Regions from separate parts of the Homo sapiens genome. Here regions 1 and 3 are each linked to region 2. Evidence: chromatin loops called from intact Hi-C (ENCODE). Cell type or tissue: endothelial cell of umbilical vein. All regions are shown on one strand. Links, peaks and the distances in the headings refer to the core of each region. The heading gives the core; the rest is flanking DNA. Region 1 has its middle 7.5 kb from the start of LINC00173. Region 2 has its middle 45 kb from the start of MIR4472-2. Region 3 has its middle 27 kb from the start of MIR4472-2.

Evidence for each region. Peaks named below come from ENCODE experiments on the same cell type or tissue, not always from the same donor. Only the 100,000 strongest peaks of a DNase experiment are listed, where the experiment ranks them.
Region 1: it touches region 2 in a loop (4-fold over the local background); 5 of 110 quality-filtered maps call a loop at or near these places.
Region 3: it touches region 2 in a loop (10-fold over the local background); 6 of 110 quality-filtered maps call a loop at or near these places.

Annotation. Positions count from the first base shown.
Region 1 is chr12:116,523,280-116,528,679 of GRCh38, forward strand. No RefSeq gene overlaps it. Among named protein-coding and RNA genes, the nearest start is that of LINC00173, 7.5 kb to the right of the region's middle. RefSeq lists an enhancer at 4,517-5,400. In endothelial cell of umbilical vein, for the core only: no CTCF peak of the experiment used is centred there; DNase peaks (open chromatin) are centred at 2,332 and 4,912; H3K27ac peaks cover 1,464 bases.
Region 2 is chr12:116,380,673-116,386,072 of GRCh38, forward strand. No RefSeq gene overlaps it. Among named protein-coding and RNA genes, the nearest start is that of MIR4472-2, 45 kb to the right of the region's middle. RefSeq lists an enhancer at 2,237-2,913. In endothelial cell of umbilical vein, for the core only: no CTCF peak of the experiment used is centred there; DNase peaks (open chromatin) are centred at 1,449, 1,969 and 2,669; H3K27ac peaks cover 2,719 bases.
Region 3 is chr12:116,452,583-116,457,982 of GRCh38, forward strand. No RefSeq gene overlaps it. Among named protein-coding and RNA genes, the nearest start is that of MIR4472-2, 27 kb to the left of the region's middle. RefSeq lists enhancers at 2,063-2,601, 4,322-4,821. In endothelial cell of umbilical vein, for the core only: no CTCF peak of the experiment used is centred there; DNase peaks (open chromatin) are centred at 2,629 and 3,259; H3K4me3 peaks cover 206 bases; H3K27ac peaks cover 2,305 bases.

The sequences.
Region 1 (5,400 bases), core at 246-5,245, 140 kb after region 2:
GGCAGAGGTTGCAGTGAGCAGAGATTGCACCACTGCACTCCACCCTGGGCAACAGTGTGAGACTCCGTCTCAAAAACAAAACAAAACAAAAAACAGAGTAGAGGCCTCACCTCAAAGTTTCCCAGGTACAGACCATAAATCCCTTGGGCAATTTGATAGAACTTTTTAGAATCGTGCTTTTCTTTCTTCTTTTCTTTTCTCCTCTCCTTCCTTTTTTTTTTCTTTTTTTTTTTTTGACAAAGTCTTGCTCTGTCTCCCAGGCTGGAGCGCGATGGTGTGATTTTGGCTCACTGCAACCTCCGTCTCCCAGGTTCAAGTGATTCTCCTGCCTCAGCCTCCTGGGTAGCTGGGATTACAGGCATGTGCCACCATGCCCAGCTAATTTTTGTATTTTTAGTAGTGGCAGGGGTTTCACCATGTTGGCCAGGCTGGTGTCGAACTCCTGACCTGATTGCCAAGGAAATCACTTAGACGGTAATAACGATACTGAAATATTAAAAACCAACGTTGTAAAATAGTAACAGGTAAGCTTATTTATTATCCACTAAGTAGCAAGATCTAACCCTGGTCTATCTACTACTGTAACTTCCAAGGAGTAAGGAGCACAACAATATTTTGATATATCTGCAGCAATTGATGGTGATACACACACATCTGTGATTTGTATGGGTGCCAAAGTCACAGGTACTGCTGATACCACGGCAGTTTGTCACTTACATTCCTAATAGAAGACAATGTTGCCATTTGATCAGAAGTTAGTGCAAAGCCAGGCACGGTGGCTCATGTCTGTAATCCCAGCACTTTGGGAAGCTGAGATGGGTGGATCACCTGAGGTCAGGACTTCGAGACCAGCCTGGCCAACATGATGAAACCCCATCTCTACTAAAAATACAAAAATTAGCCAGGTGTGGTAGCACGCACCTGTAATCCCAGCTACTTGGGAGGCTGAGGCAGGAGAATCACTTGAACCTGGGAGGTGGAGGTTGCAATGAGCTGAGATCGTGCCATTGCACTCTGGCCTGGGCAAAGAGTGAAACTGTCTCAAAAAAAAAAAAAAAAAAAGAGAAGTTAGTGCAAATAAAGATGTCATTTTTTTCCCGGGTTAAATTTATGGACCCCTGAATTCTACCTGTGCAAGGGTCCGAGGACTTCATGTTAGGGCTCCTGTTCATCGAGTGGCATTTCGCCCCAGTGTGCCCTTCTTACTAGCACCGAGGGCTGCTGAGCATCTCAGTAACCGAGCTGGGAAGGACGCGCCTTGGGTCTTAAATTTTCCATGATTGAGTGAATGGCTGCTCAGTTTTTCCATGTCATTGGGGAGGTTACGGGTATATGTCAAATTCCTGGTGGTGGCATTTGGGAATTGAGCCGTAAATGAAGGCTGGAGGGCAGAGTGGTCAAGGGCATATCACAGAGTCACAGGAGACCTAACTTCACATTCGGAACCCCCTGGCTATTTAGCTGTGTGTCCTTGGGCAGGTTAGGAATGGGTCAGGTCTCAGCTCTGTCACCTGTGCAATGGGGCTGAAGACCCTGCTCCTGGGTTTGCTGTGAGGACTCTGCGAGATAAGAGATGGAACATGTGGATACACCATTGGCATATGATGAGCACTCAACGTAAGGCGACTATTTGGCAACACCCCTTACTTCATTGTTTTATCTAGTACCTCTCTCCAAAGCTCGTGGAGTGCAACAGACAGCATTTGAGTTAGACCTTTGCAGATCGCTGCTGCTTTGTTCTCACTTGCAATCAGCTCACAGCTGGTAGCGTCCCCTCATGGGAGCTCTCAGAAAATTTGTCTCTTGCTCCCCATCCCCGGCCCCAACTTGAGTCATGCCCCAGGAATTTGGGAGAGGGCACCTTCAGCCAGTGGTGTGGCGATTTTTCCTTTCTTTCTCTTTCTCTCTTTTCTTTCTTCCTTCCTTCTCTTTTGTTCTTTTTCTCTCTTTCCTTCCCTTCCTTCCTCCCTCCCTCTTTCTTTCCTTCTTCCTTTTCTTTCTCTCTTTCTTTCTTTTCTTTTTCTTTCTTTCTCCTTCCATCCTTCTCTCTCCTTTCTCCCTTTCTTTTCCTTCCTTCTTTCCCTCCCTTCCTCTCTTTCTTTCCCTCCCTCCCTCAGTCCCTCCCCTCTATCCCTTCCCTCTTTCCCTCCCTCCCTCCCTCTCTTCCTTCCTTCCTTCCTTCTCTCTTTTTCTTTTCTTCTTTTCTCCCTTCCTTTCTTTCACCTTCTTTTTGTAATTGTGCCGAGTTGCTGAGTGAATCATTAAGGGAGCGAATTCCAAGTGCATGAGCGTCTCTGTGTTTCCCGGGACGGGTTTGGGCCAAGACAAACCTCTGTGATGCCAACAGCAGTTGCTTGAACAGTGGAGCTCAGAGCTGGCTTCCCGGCGCCGCTTGCAGGGGCTCTGTTTGAACTTTCTCCTCTCTCTTTCTACCTGGTGATTAAAGGAGCCACATGTAACTTTCTGCTTAGTCCTCTTTCTCCTTCTTTCCCGGTGCACACCCTGGGAAAGGCTCTGCGAAGTCCCACAGTGTTTCTTTAGGAGACTGGGCGGCCCCTTGATTTATGTTCACTTGGCAACGTAAAATTGAAATGGCCTGAGGACGCTGAATAACTGGAAAAGGGAGATGGAGAGGAGGCCTCTGGGTGTCTGATTCCATGTAGCTCATGCCTGGCCCTTCCCCCGTAGACCAGAGCCACGGACCTTGGAGTCCATGGGCAAAAGGAAAAGCAAATGAGGTGGCTGGAGTTGGAAAAAGAAGTCCAAAATTGTTCAGAGAAACTAGCATCATCTGTTTTTTCTGGGAGCCTGACGACTTTGTATTTTTTCCTCCTTCTTCCTTTCTCCTTCTCTGTCTTTTCTCTAGGGATCGCCTACCCATTTTGGATTTAATGCATAACCCATGGGGAAAAAGCAGAAATTTTAATCCCCAATCCGGCCCATGGTAGGGGCTCCATAAATGTTAGTTGAGTTAAATACTTTTTTATAAAAGAAGTTGGGGCCAGGCACGGTGGCTCATGCCTGTAATCCCAGCACTTTGGGAGGCCGAAGCAGGCAGATCACTTGAGGTCAGGAGTTCGACACCAGCCTGGCCAACATGGTGAAACCCCTGCCACAACTAAAAATACAAAAATTAGCCGGGTGTCATGGTGCACACCTGTAATCCCAGCTACATGGAGGCTGAGGTGGGAGGATAGTTTGAACGCAGGAGGCAGAGGTTGCAGTGAGCCAAGATCGTGGCACTGTACTCCAGCCTGGGTAACAGAGCAAGACTCTGTCTCAAATCATAATAATAATAAATAAAAGAAGTTGAAAGTCAACTTTTTTTGTTTGGTTCTGTGAAGTGTCTTGCCTGGGCCTGCAGAACCTGGGCTCATATCCCTCTGAAAGCACGGCTTGCATCCCATATAAACACTTGTGTCTGTTCTCAAATTACATTTTGAGCTATTTGAGGGCAGGGACTCTTCTTCCCTCCTTGACTCTTTCTTTCCACAAATATTTATTGAACACCTACTGTGTGCCATCATTATCTCCCTTCCACTCCACCCTAACTATTAGCATGTCTGTCTTTGAATGTTCGGGTCTCAGTGTTACATGAATAAATAAATGAATGGAAAAATGGAGTTTTAGGTGGGACTCCAGGAAGTGGACCAGGGTCTGAGGTTCTCCTGGAAGGCTTACATGTGGTTAACATCTTAGAATTGGGGCCAGGTGCAGCGGCTCAGGACTGTAATCCCAGTGCTTTGGGAGGTTGAGGCAGGAGGACTGCTTGAGGCAAGGAGTTTCAGACCAGCCTAGGCAACAGAGTGAGACTCTGTCCCTACAAAATTATAAAAATAAAATAAAATGAATTAGCCAGGCATGGTTATGTGTTCCTGTAGTCCCAGCTACTTGGGAGGCTGAGGTGGGAGGATGCCACGAGCCCAGGACTTCAAGGCTGCAGTGAGCTATGATTGTGCCCATGCACTCCAGCCTGTGTGACAAAGCAAGACCCTGTCTCTGGAAAAATAAAAAAAATCTTAGAATTGGGATGGAAGGCAACAGAGAGACAAGCTGGTCTCGGGTAGGAATAAGGACTGATAGTGATCAGTACCAACTTGGCTGCCATTTTGCCTTATGACTGGAAGATGTAACTCTTTGGACTGCGGTTGTTCTATCCCTAAAACGAGAGCAACCTCAAGATTTCTTGCAGATTTAGAGTTCTAGGATTCTCCAGAAACATTTACCCCTAAAACCAATAAAGTCAGATCCTTCCATAAAAGAATTATGACACCACCAGATTCGTCCCCTGCACTTTCTCTTCTTGGACTGTCTCTTCTTAGTCTCCCTTGGAACTGGATTTGTCTTTTCTTGTTCAAGAATCTATACTGGCTCCCAGTTGCCTATCATATCTAATGTGCCTTCCTCTCCTTGGCTTTCAAAAAATACACAGTCTGTGCACAGCCTACAAATCTCTCTGACATGCATCCCAGCACACAGCAGTGGAAATCCTCCATTCCAGCGAGGCTGTTTCCTCTCTGCCCCGACTTCCCTTCAGACCTTTACATGTGGTTCCCTCATGGAGTGCCCCTTCCTGTTCCTTTTATGATATCTCAATCCTCCTGATGTCATAAAGTTTCCAATTGGAGCCAAATTTAAGTTGGTTTTGAATAGAACATCCAAAACAAGGACTTACTCCAGGAAAAAAAAAATTTACTCATATTTCCAGACTCAAAACAAACTCTGTGATTCTCTTGGTTAATTTCCTTCCAGTCTTTTTTCTTTGGAGATCTGAGCAGAATTTTAAAGGAGGAACTCCACAACTTACATAGCCATCACCTTTGGTTGGTTGGACATGGAGGTTGCTTCTAATCTTTCACCGTAATCTACATGTCATGACGAACATCCTGTAACTAAATCTTTTTATATGTCTTTAATTATTTCCTTGGGCTAAATTCCTAACAGGTGAATCATCAGGATTAAAGGCTCTTTGATGATGGGGGTGTAGGGTTGGAGGAAGAGGAACCACGCTGTGATCTAAATCCTTCTGTGAGTCCATGGGGCACACTGAGTGAGAAAGTGACAACCTCCATCTTTTTCTTTGGGAACTGGCCGGTTGAGTGGGTGTCCCAGCACCTTTGCATCCCTGCCTATCATTTTTCTGCCCAACATCAAGTTTCTAAGACTTCTAGAAGGTTCTTCAAAGGCAATAGGTAATGGAAAATGAACAGCCAGCATAGCTTTAGTCAGTGGCAACATTTGCCATGCAGTGGCTGAGGATTCTGGAGCTGAGACTCTGCTGAGTCTGTCCCCTCCATTATCCCCACCCCCAAACACCCCCATCCCCCACTCTTGGGTTGATGGACTATGGCACTTGGACAGACACATGTGATTGACTGTGGTATTAAGAAAATATGTATG
Region 2 (5,400 bases), core at 284-5,283:
CGCCCGTAGTCCCAGCTACTCGGGAGGCTGAGGCATGAGAATCATTAGAACCCAAGAGGCAGAGGTTGCAGTGAACCAAGATCATGCCACTGCATTCCAGCCTGGGTGACAGAGTGAAACTGTCAAAAAGAAAGAAAGAGAGAGAGAGAGAGACAGAGAGAGAGAGAGAGAAAGAGAGAAAGAGAGAAAGAAAGAAAGAAGAAAGAAAGAAAAGAAAAGAAAAGAAAAGAAAAGAAAAGAAAAGAAAAGAAAAGAAAAGAAAAGAAAGAAAGGAAAAAGAAAATTACAGCCCATGGGCTGGCTGTTTTTGTCAATAAAGTTTTATTGGAAACAGCCATGTGCATTCATTTATGGTAATCCATGGCTATTTCCACACTACAGCAAGAAAGTTGAATAGTTGCCACAGAGACTGTAATGCCTCGCAAAGATATTTACTATTTGGCCCTTTGCAGAAAAAGTGTACCAACCCCTGTAAATCAAGACGAAGAGCGGAGGTTCAGAGGAGCTTCAGCAACCTGCCCTAGTTTTCTCAGTGAGCCAAGGAAGGCCTGGGGCTCAAATCTGAAACCCCAGATCTTAGGGCAGGTTTCTACGCCCTGGACTCCATCCTTGCTTTCTCCCAGGGCTCCCTTTCTACGCCCCAAACTCCATCCTTGCTTTCTCCCAGGGCTGCCTTCCACGGAGGTTCCCGGTGCTCTGCATTACACCCCACAGGTGGCTCTTGCCTGGCTTTGGGGGGCTCAGGGCAGCAGCCAGCTGGAGACTTCAAGTACAGGCACTTAAGGCACGGTGGGACCAGAGAAAAGAAAGTTGGCTGGAGAAGTTTTGTTTATTTGTTTGTTTTCATTTTTTGAAGGCTGGAAGTGCATTTGCTAAAGAACCTCACTTCTACCGATCTCATTTTCCACGCACTTACAAACGGACCAGAGGTTGCAAAAGTGAGTCTCTCCTCGCTTCTACCGATCTCATTTTCCACGCACTTACAAACGGACCAGTGGTTGCAAAAGTGAGTCTCTCCTCGCTGAACTGCTCTGTTGTTTCCAGTTTCTGAGGGGCCATCTCGGGCAAGGCTTGGATGGGGCAGGGCCTTCTCTAGGTCTTGGGACCGCCCCTCATTGCAGGAGACAAAACTTCCCACATCCCACATCCAGGCTTCTCTGATGTCCCCTCCCCCGCACCCAACCCGCACCCATCTTCCCTGTTTCAACCCTCCAACTCCCCTCTCCCCAGCATCTCCAGGGGTCTGCGTTCTCCTTCCCAGCCCTGGGAGCTTTATTTCAAGCTGAGATACAATGACACATCATGTTCCTTTTCTCTTTCCTTCTTCTTTTTAATAAAGCTGTTTTGTGTCTCCACACCACCCCCCTTCTGCATTCCTTGCATCTTAGTCTTCCCGTCCCCCTCCTGTAGGAAATGTCTAGGATTCTCTCACTGGGGTGTAATGGTTAAATTGCTACCAGCTGATTAAACAGCAGCAGTCGAAGCTGTAATCCTCAGCGTTCAGGAACCTGGGAAGGCAGGGACGAGTGCCCTGACCGCTTAGCCCCTGCTGACCCCCCTGCCAGGCGCCCGCCCAGTTTCACCCCTTTCATTTGTCCCGGGTTGCTTAATAGAATCTGCTGGGAAGGGGCGAGGGGCTGAGAAGGAAGAGGAAGGAGGAGGGAAGAGGGAACAGGCAAGAGGGGAGGAGGAGAGGGTCCCTCCACCAGCTCTGGTTCAACCTCCAAGGAATGTTGCTCCCACCCCTGTCCCTTTCCTGCCCCCCTGTAAAACCACACACACACACACACACACACTCTCACACACGCACATACTCACATTAGCGTACACACTCACATGTTCACACACTTACAGATACTTGCATATACTCACAGCCACACACACACACCCACATGCTCCCTTGTTCATACACACAGCCACGCACACACTTTCTCAAACTCATACATACAGACACACATACACACTCATGCTCACACACAGTCACATATGCATAAACGCATGATCACACACACACAGCCACACACATTCACACACTTTGATACCCCCCAGAGCCAGTCTCTTTCTCATTCTCTGCAGAATGAAGACCACATGAAGGAGAAATCCCACCTGCCCTGCTGCTCCTCCTGGGAAAGCTTCCTCCCCGCACCTGCCCCCCATATAGGGAAGGGTCAGAAAGATGGGAACTGTGAGATCAGAGACCGGTCTGGGAAGCGGGAAAGTGCAGGCTTTGGGTGCAGGCAGCCAGCTGCAGGATCCTGGAGTCAGGACTTCCTTTCTTCCTGCCTCTCTGAGGATCGAGTGGGAAAAACACCCAGCCCAGTCAGGCAGGCACAAAACATGTGTTACCTCGATGATCTGTGCTGGGTGCTGGGGTGCAGTGCAGCTGGCATAGCCTTCTGCACCCTTGAAAGCAACGTGTCCCTTGGGCTCCTTGATGGACACTTCCCACCCTTGGCTCTTCACCTGCAAACTGACCTGTGACCATCATATGAGACCCTGGGTGTGCAAAGGTGTGGCCACAACTTAGCACATGCCAGGGTCCCACGACGATGGTTTTCCTGTATGATTAACGTTGCTGTCGATTCAGGCTCTGGACTAAGAATAGCAGGGGGCAGCCAGCCTCCTTGGGAAAGTTTATTTCCGTGGAAAGTATAGTTCAGATGAGTGAGGATCTGGCCTCGATTCATCCTCCCTCCCTCACACTTAGTCAGAAACCAGGGAAGGGCCTACTGGATGGAGGGGGAATTGGCTCACAAGCACTGGAAGTTTGCCACTGCTCCAAGTACGCTGCTCTCTGAAGCAACCTTTCTCTTTCCCCTGGGAGAAAAAAGCCTCCAAGCAGGGTGTAGGAGAGGGCAGAGGGAATGGCTGCCGAGGGCCCTAGGCCAGCCTTATTTCTGTGCAGCGGGTTGAATGGTGTCTCCCATTCATGTCCACCTGGAAACTCAGAATGTGACCTTTTTTGGAAACAGGGTCTTTGCAAATATCATTCAGGTAAGAATGAAGATGACATCATACTGGGTTAAGGTGAGCCTTTTTCTTTTCTTTTCTTTTCTTTTCTTTCTTCTTTCTTTCTTTTTTTTTTTTTTTGAAACAGAGTCTCACTCTGTCACCCAGGCTGGAGTGCAGTGGCGTGATCTCGACTCACTGCAACCTCCGTTTACCAGGTTCAAGTGATTCTCCTGCCTTAGCCTCCAGAGTAGCTGGGATTACAGGTGCCCACCACCACGCCCAGCTAATTTTTGTATTTTTAGTAGAGATGGGGTTTCACCATGTTGGCCAGGCTGGTCTTGAACTCCTGGCCTCAAGCGATCCTCTGGCCTCAGCCTCCCAAAATGCTGGGATTACAGGAATGAGCCACCATGCCCAGACCAAGGCGAGCCTTAAATCCAGTGTGAGTGTCCTAAAGAAAGCTAGAGAAGGACCTAGAGACTGTGAGGATAGAGGTCGACATTGGAGTGATGCAGCCGCGAGCTAAGGAACTCCAGGAGCCACCAGAAGCTGGAAGGATACTGGAAGTGACATTTTGATTTTGGACTTCTGGCCTCCAGAACTGGGAGAGTAACACATTTCTGTTGTTTTCAGCCATGCAGTGTGCGGTAATTTGTTACAGTAGCCACAAGAAACTAATATGCTTTGCAAAGCATGTGTCAATGATCCCATTTTACAGATAGGAAAACCAAGGCACAGCGAGGGAAAATTTGCCTAAAAATCACACAGTTGGTTGGAAGTGAAGCCAGGATTCCAGCCCAGGTCTGTGTGATTCCAGCACCTGGACCCTGGACCACCGAGTTCACAGAGAAGGGACATTTCTGCAGGGGAGAGCTGTGGTCAAAGAGAGGAATAAAGGCAAGTGTTGGCTTCCTCAGAAAGCGGCAAACAGACCGGCAAGGAAGCTGTGGCAAGGGGTCTGGGAGATGGGACCCACTGTCTCAGACATCTTCCCCTAGGCTTAGAGTCCACATCAGGGAAGGGTTGCTGAGAATTCCACTGGAGTGTCTCCCAACCCCTCCCCCACCCCTCAATCTGGAGAGCCAGGTGGTTATGAGACAAAGAAGCAAAGGACCTCTGGTCACAGCTGACCAGAACATTCTTCCTGTCTGGGAGCTGCCCTGATCTTGCAGTGGGCAGTGAGCTACTACACCTGCCCTCTGGGAGGCTGAGTATTTACCTAGAGGCACTGCTGGGGCTGCCGGCCTGGGAGCAAAATTTAAGGAGGCACTTGTTCTCAGGGCCATGCATGATGTTCAGGGTCGTGACTTGCGTGAACCTGAGAATGAGCGCCTCCTTAAAAATTGCACCTGGTTTGCCTGGCCCTATTCCTGGCCCCACCCCAGGGGTAATTTATCAGAGGAACAGAGGGTATTTGGGGTCCATTGGCAGCTGGTAGGTGCAGAGTCACACAGACCTGGGCTTGAATACTGACTTCAGTCACTTAATAGCTGGGTGACCATGTATGGGTCTATTCTTTTACTTGAGCTCAGTTTTCTCATCTATAAAATGGGGATTATAGAATAAAACTGACCTCATAGGTGGTTGTGGGATTAAATGAAGAGTGTCCACATAAAGTACCCGGCACTCAGTAATGTTAGCTTATTATTATCTTTTTTTTTTTTTTGGCAGCTTAGAAAGAGGAAGTTCGTGGGTTGCAAAGTGAGTAATGGCTGCATCTGGGAGCTGATCAAAGGTGGCCAGCCAAGTTGAGTAGCCAGTTCGGTGTATGAGACTTAACAACACTGGTAATTTCTTTCTTTTCTTTTTCTTTTTCTTTTTTTTTTTTTTTTTTTTTTTGAGGCACTCTGTTGCCCAGGCTGGAGTGCGGTGGCGTGATCTTGGCTCACTGCAATGTCTGCCTCCCAGGTTCAAGCGATTCTCCTGCTTCCGCCTCCTAAGTAGCTGGAACTACAGGCACACGCCACCAGGCCCAGCTAATTTTTGTATTTTTTAGTACAGACAGAATTTCACCATGTTAGCCAGGCTGGTCTCGAACTCCTGACCTCAGGTGACCCACCCGCCTCAGCCTCCAAAGGTGCTGGGACTGCGCCTGGCCAACACTGGAAATTTCTTGTTTAAGAAAATTCCAAGCTCATACTGGGAGGGCGAGGCCAGGACATGAGGCTGCAGTGGACATCCATAGCTGCAGGGAGCCTCACTCGCTAGGCTCTTCCACATGTGTGAAGCCATCACATTCCTCTAGGCACCGCCCAGGACATCTCCTGCTGGAGGAGCGTTAGAGAGTGTCCCGGCTCCCCCTAGATCCACCTCTGACCATCTGATCTGGTTACTTCCTAACGTCCTGTTTGTTTTCCTCTAAACCAGAGAGAACGTTGAGCTGGGTCATTGGCGATAAGGGCAGGTTGGGTTGAGCAACCGAATCTGTTCCTTATCCAAGCAACAGAT
Region 3 (5,400 bases), core at 231-5,230, 72 kb after region 2:
TTCCAGAATATCTAGGACCACAGCTGCACACCACCATGCTCAGCTGGTTTTTAATTTTTTAAATTAAAATTATTTTAATTTATTTTTTGGTAGAGATGGAGTCTTACTATGTTGCTCAGGCTGGTCTTGAACTCCTGGTCTCAAGCTATCCTCCTGCCTTGGCCTCTTAAAATGCTGGAACTAGAGGTGTAAGCCACCATGCCTGGCCTAGGACTGGAATCTTTCTGGGACTCGGTTCTGACATCCATGAAGTGGGATACAATGCCCACCTTATAGAGCCAGGCCCAGTGGCTCACATCTGTAATCTCAGCACTTTCGGAGGTCAAAACGAACAGATCACTTGAGGTCAGGAGTTTGAGACCAGCCCGGCCAACAAGGTGAAACCCTGTCTCTACTAAAAATTGAAGAATTAGCAGGGCATGGTGGCGGGCGCCTGTAATCCCAGCTACTCAGGAGGCTGAGGCATGAGAATCGCCTGAAACCGGGAGGTGGAGGTTGCAGTGAGCTGAGATCGTGCCACTGCACTCCAGCCTGGGTGACAGAGTGAAACTTGGTCTCAAAACAAAGCAACCAACCAACCACCTTATAGGATGTGGTGAGACTTGTAAAGCAAGGGCAGTCAAGTGCTTGGCCCAGGAATAAATAGACATTAAACCCAGCACTTCTCTAGAATCTGAGATGCCTGGCTCCTGATCTAATGGCCTGCACATCCCCTAATTTCTCATCCAGATGCTTTTTCTGTCACCCAGCTGGCTCTAGCTGAGTTACTGGTGTTCCTACTGAGTCTTCCTTACTCTGATCTGAAAGCCTAAGATATGCATCTTACATAAAAATTAGAATCATGGGGCAGCGTGGCTCATGCCTGTAAGCCCAGCACTTTGAGAGGCCGAGGCGGGCGAATCACAAGGTCAGGAGTTCAAGACCAGTATGGCCAACATTGTGAAATCCCATCTCTACTAAAAATACAAAAATTAGCCGGGCATGGTGATATGCATCTGTAATCCTAGCTACTTGGGAGGCTGAGGCAGGAGAATCACTTGAACCATGGAGGTGGAGGTTGCAGTGAGCCGAAATCATGCCACTGCCCTCCAGCCTGGGTGGCAGAGCGAGATTCTGTCTCAAAAAAAAAAAAAGATTCAAAAAAGATTCACGCATCTGGACATATCACTCAGCATGCAGACTGGAGTCCTCTCTTCTCTCCCACATCCTGGCGTCTCTTCTGTCCTCTGGCACACCATCACTGTTGGCCAGCAAGCTGGGTCTCTCATCTCTTCAGCCTTGTCTCCATCCTAGCTCTGTGTCTCTGGGTCAGTACCAATTATCCATACACACATTCATGCATCCCAGGACAAGGCCAAGCTTCTGTCGGGAACACGGACTCCATTTGAAGTCAGGCAGGTAGGGTGGGGATCTGGCCCTTATACCTGGCTGTGGAACCTTGAGTGTGTTACTCAACCCCTCTTGGCCTCAGTTTCTTTATCTGTAAAGCATGGACAGCCATGTTTACCTGTCAGGGCCACCCTGAGTATGAAATGAACTAACAAATGGGAAGCCAGCATGGTTTAATGAACGTGTTCTCCAGGAAGTAGGGGTCAAAAAACAACCCTCTCTATATATTGCAGCAGTGTAAAGAGCCTTATATGCATTCTTCCCATGTTACAGTGGGGACAGGGGCTCAGAGATGTGAAGTGAGCTTCCCAAGGTCACACAGCAAGTGAGCGGAAGGGCTCTGCGCCTAACTTCCCGTACCACCTCAGGCCAGCTCCTTCTCTACTTGGGGCCTCCGTGTCCCCATCATTGTTCAGATGATCTAGAAGCTCTCGTTCTATTCTTTTTCTTTTTTTTTTTTTTCAGACAGAGTCTCACTCTTGTTGCCCAGGCTGGAGTGCAGTGGTGCGGTCTTGGAACATGGGAGGCAACCTTAGCCTCCCAGGTTCAAGCAATTCTCATGCCTCAGCCTCCCAAATGGCTGGGATTATAGGCACTTGCCACCACGCCTGGCTAATTTTTGTATTTTTAGTAAAGACGGGGTTTCACCATGTTGGCCAGGCTGGTCTTGAACTCCTGACCTCAGGTGATCTGCTGCCTCAGACTCCCAAAGTGCTGGGATTACAGGTGTGAGCCAACATGCCTGGCCTCTCGTTCTCTTCTATATCCAGAGTCCTAACTCCCTCATGGTTCATCTCCTGGGAGGGGCGGGGACGGCTTACCCACCTGTCCTTCACCTGGCCTCCTGACCCACAGGCAGTGCCCCCACATCTGTCCCCAAGGCTTCTCTCCCCTCCCTTCCCTCTCTCCTTCCTGCTGCTTAAGAGCATTATTTGCTTCTTGCAAAATGGCCTTATGCTGGGGAGAGCCCCCTCTGCGTCCTACAGGTATTTCTGCTCTTGGCTGACTTGTTTTCACAGTGCCGATCTGACAGTTCTGCAATGGAAATGAGGGTTTTCTGGCATGGTTGTGGCAGGGTGCGGAAGCTTTACTCAGCTCAGACTCATGACAACGATGATTCCTCATAATAAGCCCTCTCATCTGAGTCAGCTACCCAGGAATTCTATAAAATACGTGGGAAGAGGCCCCTGGTGGGAACTTAGATCCCGACGGTCACTCTTCCTGGTGTGGCTGGTCCTGCCTTAGTTACTGCCACCTCCCTCTGCCCTTCACAGCCAATTCCTACTTCTCCTTCAAGTCTGGTCTAAAATGTCACCTCCTTAGAGAGGCCCTCCCAGATTGCTCATGTAAATAGCCTCTTCCCTCCATTCTCATCCTAGCTTCCTGTTTGCTTCCTTCAGCAGACTTAACCCAAATTACAATTTTACACATTCATGTTATTTGCGGGCTGTTAAGTATTAAAGATTCTGAAAGGGGTGGGGCTGGCGTCACGTTTTTCATTGATCCCTGCCCCAGCTCTGTCAGTGTCTAGCACACAGTAGGTACTCCATGCATTTTCGGTGAATGAATAAAAACATTGTTTGGAGCAGTGAGGGAGGCCCGGGGAAGCTGCTTTTTGGCAGTGAGAACACGCGGAGCTGGAGATCCTCCTGCAGGGAGCTGACTTCATCCTTCTTGTTCCCGTCCCAAACCTTGTCCAGAGGCTACAGGGAGGGAACTGTATGTACAACTATCTTTGCAGCTTTTCAGACTTCCGAACAAGCTGCCTTCCCAAGAAAACACATTACCCAGAGGCTTTTTCTCCCCTCCTGCTCAGACAGGCAGTGGCCCAAGGAACGGCGTTTTGTTTATGATAATAAAGTGGGACCCATGGCAACGCATTGTGATGTCATGGCAGTGTGAGATCATAAATCCTTCCAGGGGAAGAATGAAGCGCAGCGGACACAGTGGCTTCTCAGCCTCCCCTGGCCCAACTGAGGCTGTTGCTAGATATGTTTTTCCTGTATCAGGTGGTTCATTTCTTTTTTTCTTTTTCTTTTTGCCTCTTGATCTTTTTTTTCTTTTGTCCCTAAAGAAAAAAAATTAAAATAAATAAATAAAAGTTTTAAAAAAACTCTGAGTGGAAAGATTTGTCCCAGGAATTTCCTGCTGGCTAATGTCCAGTTCGCAGAGAATGCCAGCAATAATGGGAACAATGCTCACTCGTCCCGGACCTGTGATGAGAAAACTTTCCCAATTCCCCAGTTCCGTGGCTGAAATATGGCAAAGCCTTGGAGAGTTACTGGGCAGCGGACCATGGAGTTTGCAAGGAAAGATGTCCCTTGCTCACACTCTTAGTCTGCCCGTCCACCGTCAACCTTTCTCTCTCTTTTGCTCCTTCTCCATTTCTGTTTCTTCTTGCCACTCTCAATCTGTCTGGCTCTCTCTTACGTGGGTTTTCCGTTGTTTCTCCACCACTCTCCGTTTGTCCCTCTCCAGCTTCGTCTCGATCTCTCTTTCTCAGTCTCAGTCTGTGTTTTTCTTTCTCCACATTTCATTCTCCTGCTGAGTCTGTCTGTCCCTCCCAGGCTCTGTCCTGGTGGTCCTCACTGGTTTTGACTCGCTGTTTCTCTCTTTCCCCACTCACTTTCCTCCTCCCTTCCCTCTGTGCTTATGTTACTGAAGGAAATCACATTTGGAACTCTGAGGACTGAAGAAGGGCAAAGCTGCCCCTGGGGTTTTGTGATCTGCAAGCTGAGTGGCGACGGGTCCCTATTTCCAGGGTGGGTGTTCCGCGAGGCAAACCAGACCCCGACGCAGGATATCTACCCCCATTCAAGGAATATGTTGAGCCTGTGATACAGGAGCTGGAGAGAAGGTCACTGGCCAGTCTGCCAGGGCCTGTAGACTTTCCAGCACTTCTCCCTGCCAGCCCCACCCATGCCTTCTCTGCTACCATCCTCCCCACCCTCAGCACACACTGCAGATGGGGAGGAGAGGCGCTCACTTGGCGGGAGGAGGGAAGGGAGGGGAGTAGGCTCTTCCAATCTTTGGCCACCCCAGGGCCCTTGTTCTGCCTGGAGCCTCCTTTTGACAACCCATATTCTGTTCCGCAACAGCCCCCATACTTAATCTAAATCTGGGTTTTTCAGCCTCAGTCCTATTGACATTCAGTGCTGGATGATTATTTGCTGTGGGGGACTGTCCTGTGTTGTAAGATGTTTAGTGGCATCTCTGGCCTCTATTAGATGCCACCACGAACAACTCCCCTCGCATGGTCACAGCAAAAATGACTCCAGACCAAATGTCCTGTGGGGGTAGCGATGGGGGGTGGGGTTAAAACCACCCCTGGCTGAGAACCACTGGTCTAAACCATCTCTGCTCCTGCTCCTTCCATCCACATTCCTCCCTGTTACTCTCATTTTCTCTCTTGCTAAAACCCTCCATGGCTCCCTATTATTATTAGTAGTAGTAGTAGTAGCAGTACCATGAATATCATAGCAAACACCTATATAGGGCTTTCTGTGTGCCAGGGATTTGGCCATGTGCTTTGTGTATATATTAACTAATTTCCTAGCCCCTATCTCACGGGGCTGTTGTGAGGTTGATCATGAGAAAGCAACATAGCACCTAGCCCAGTGCTAAGAGGTTGTTATTACTACGAGTCTGTGGGTCTTAGTGTCCCTAAGCCACACCCTGTCATGCCACTATGCTTTTGCACCTACCTTTCCCACTGCCTGGACCTACTTTGCCCCCTTTCTCCACTTGGTGCCCTTCTCCCCCACTGGGACCTGCTTCCCATCTGAGTGGCTCTCCCAAGACTTTCCTCTGGGCCTAGAGCACCCTGGGCCCCTCCACTGGAGGCTCCTATCTCCAGTTCAGCAGACTGACCAGGAGCTGGAGGTGGTACAGGGGCGATGGTTTATTCAGGGGTACTGGGTCTGGAGGTTCTTCTTGTTCTTTCTTTTTTTTTTTTTGATACAGTGTCTTACTCTGTTGCCTGTCGCCTAGGCTGGAGTGCAGTGGCATGAT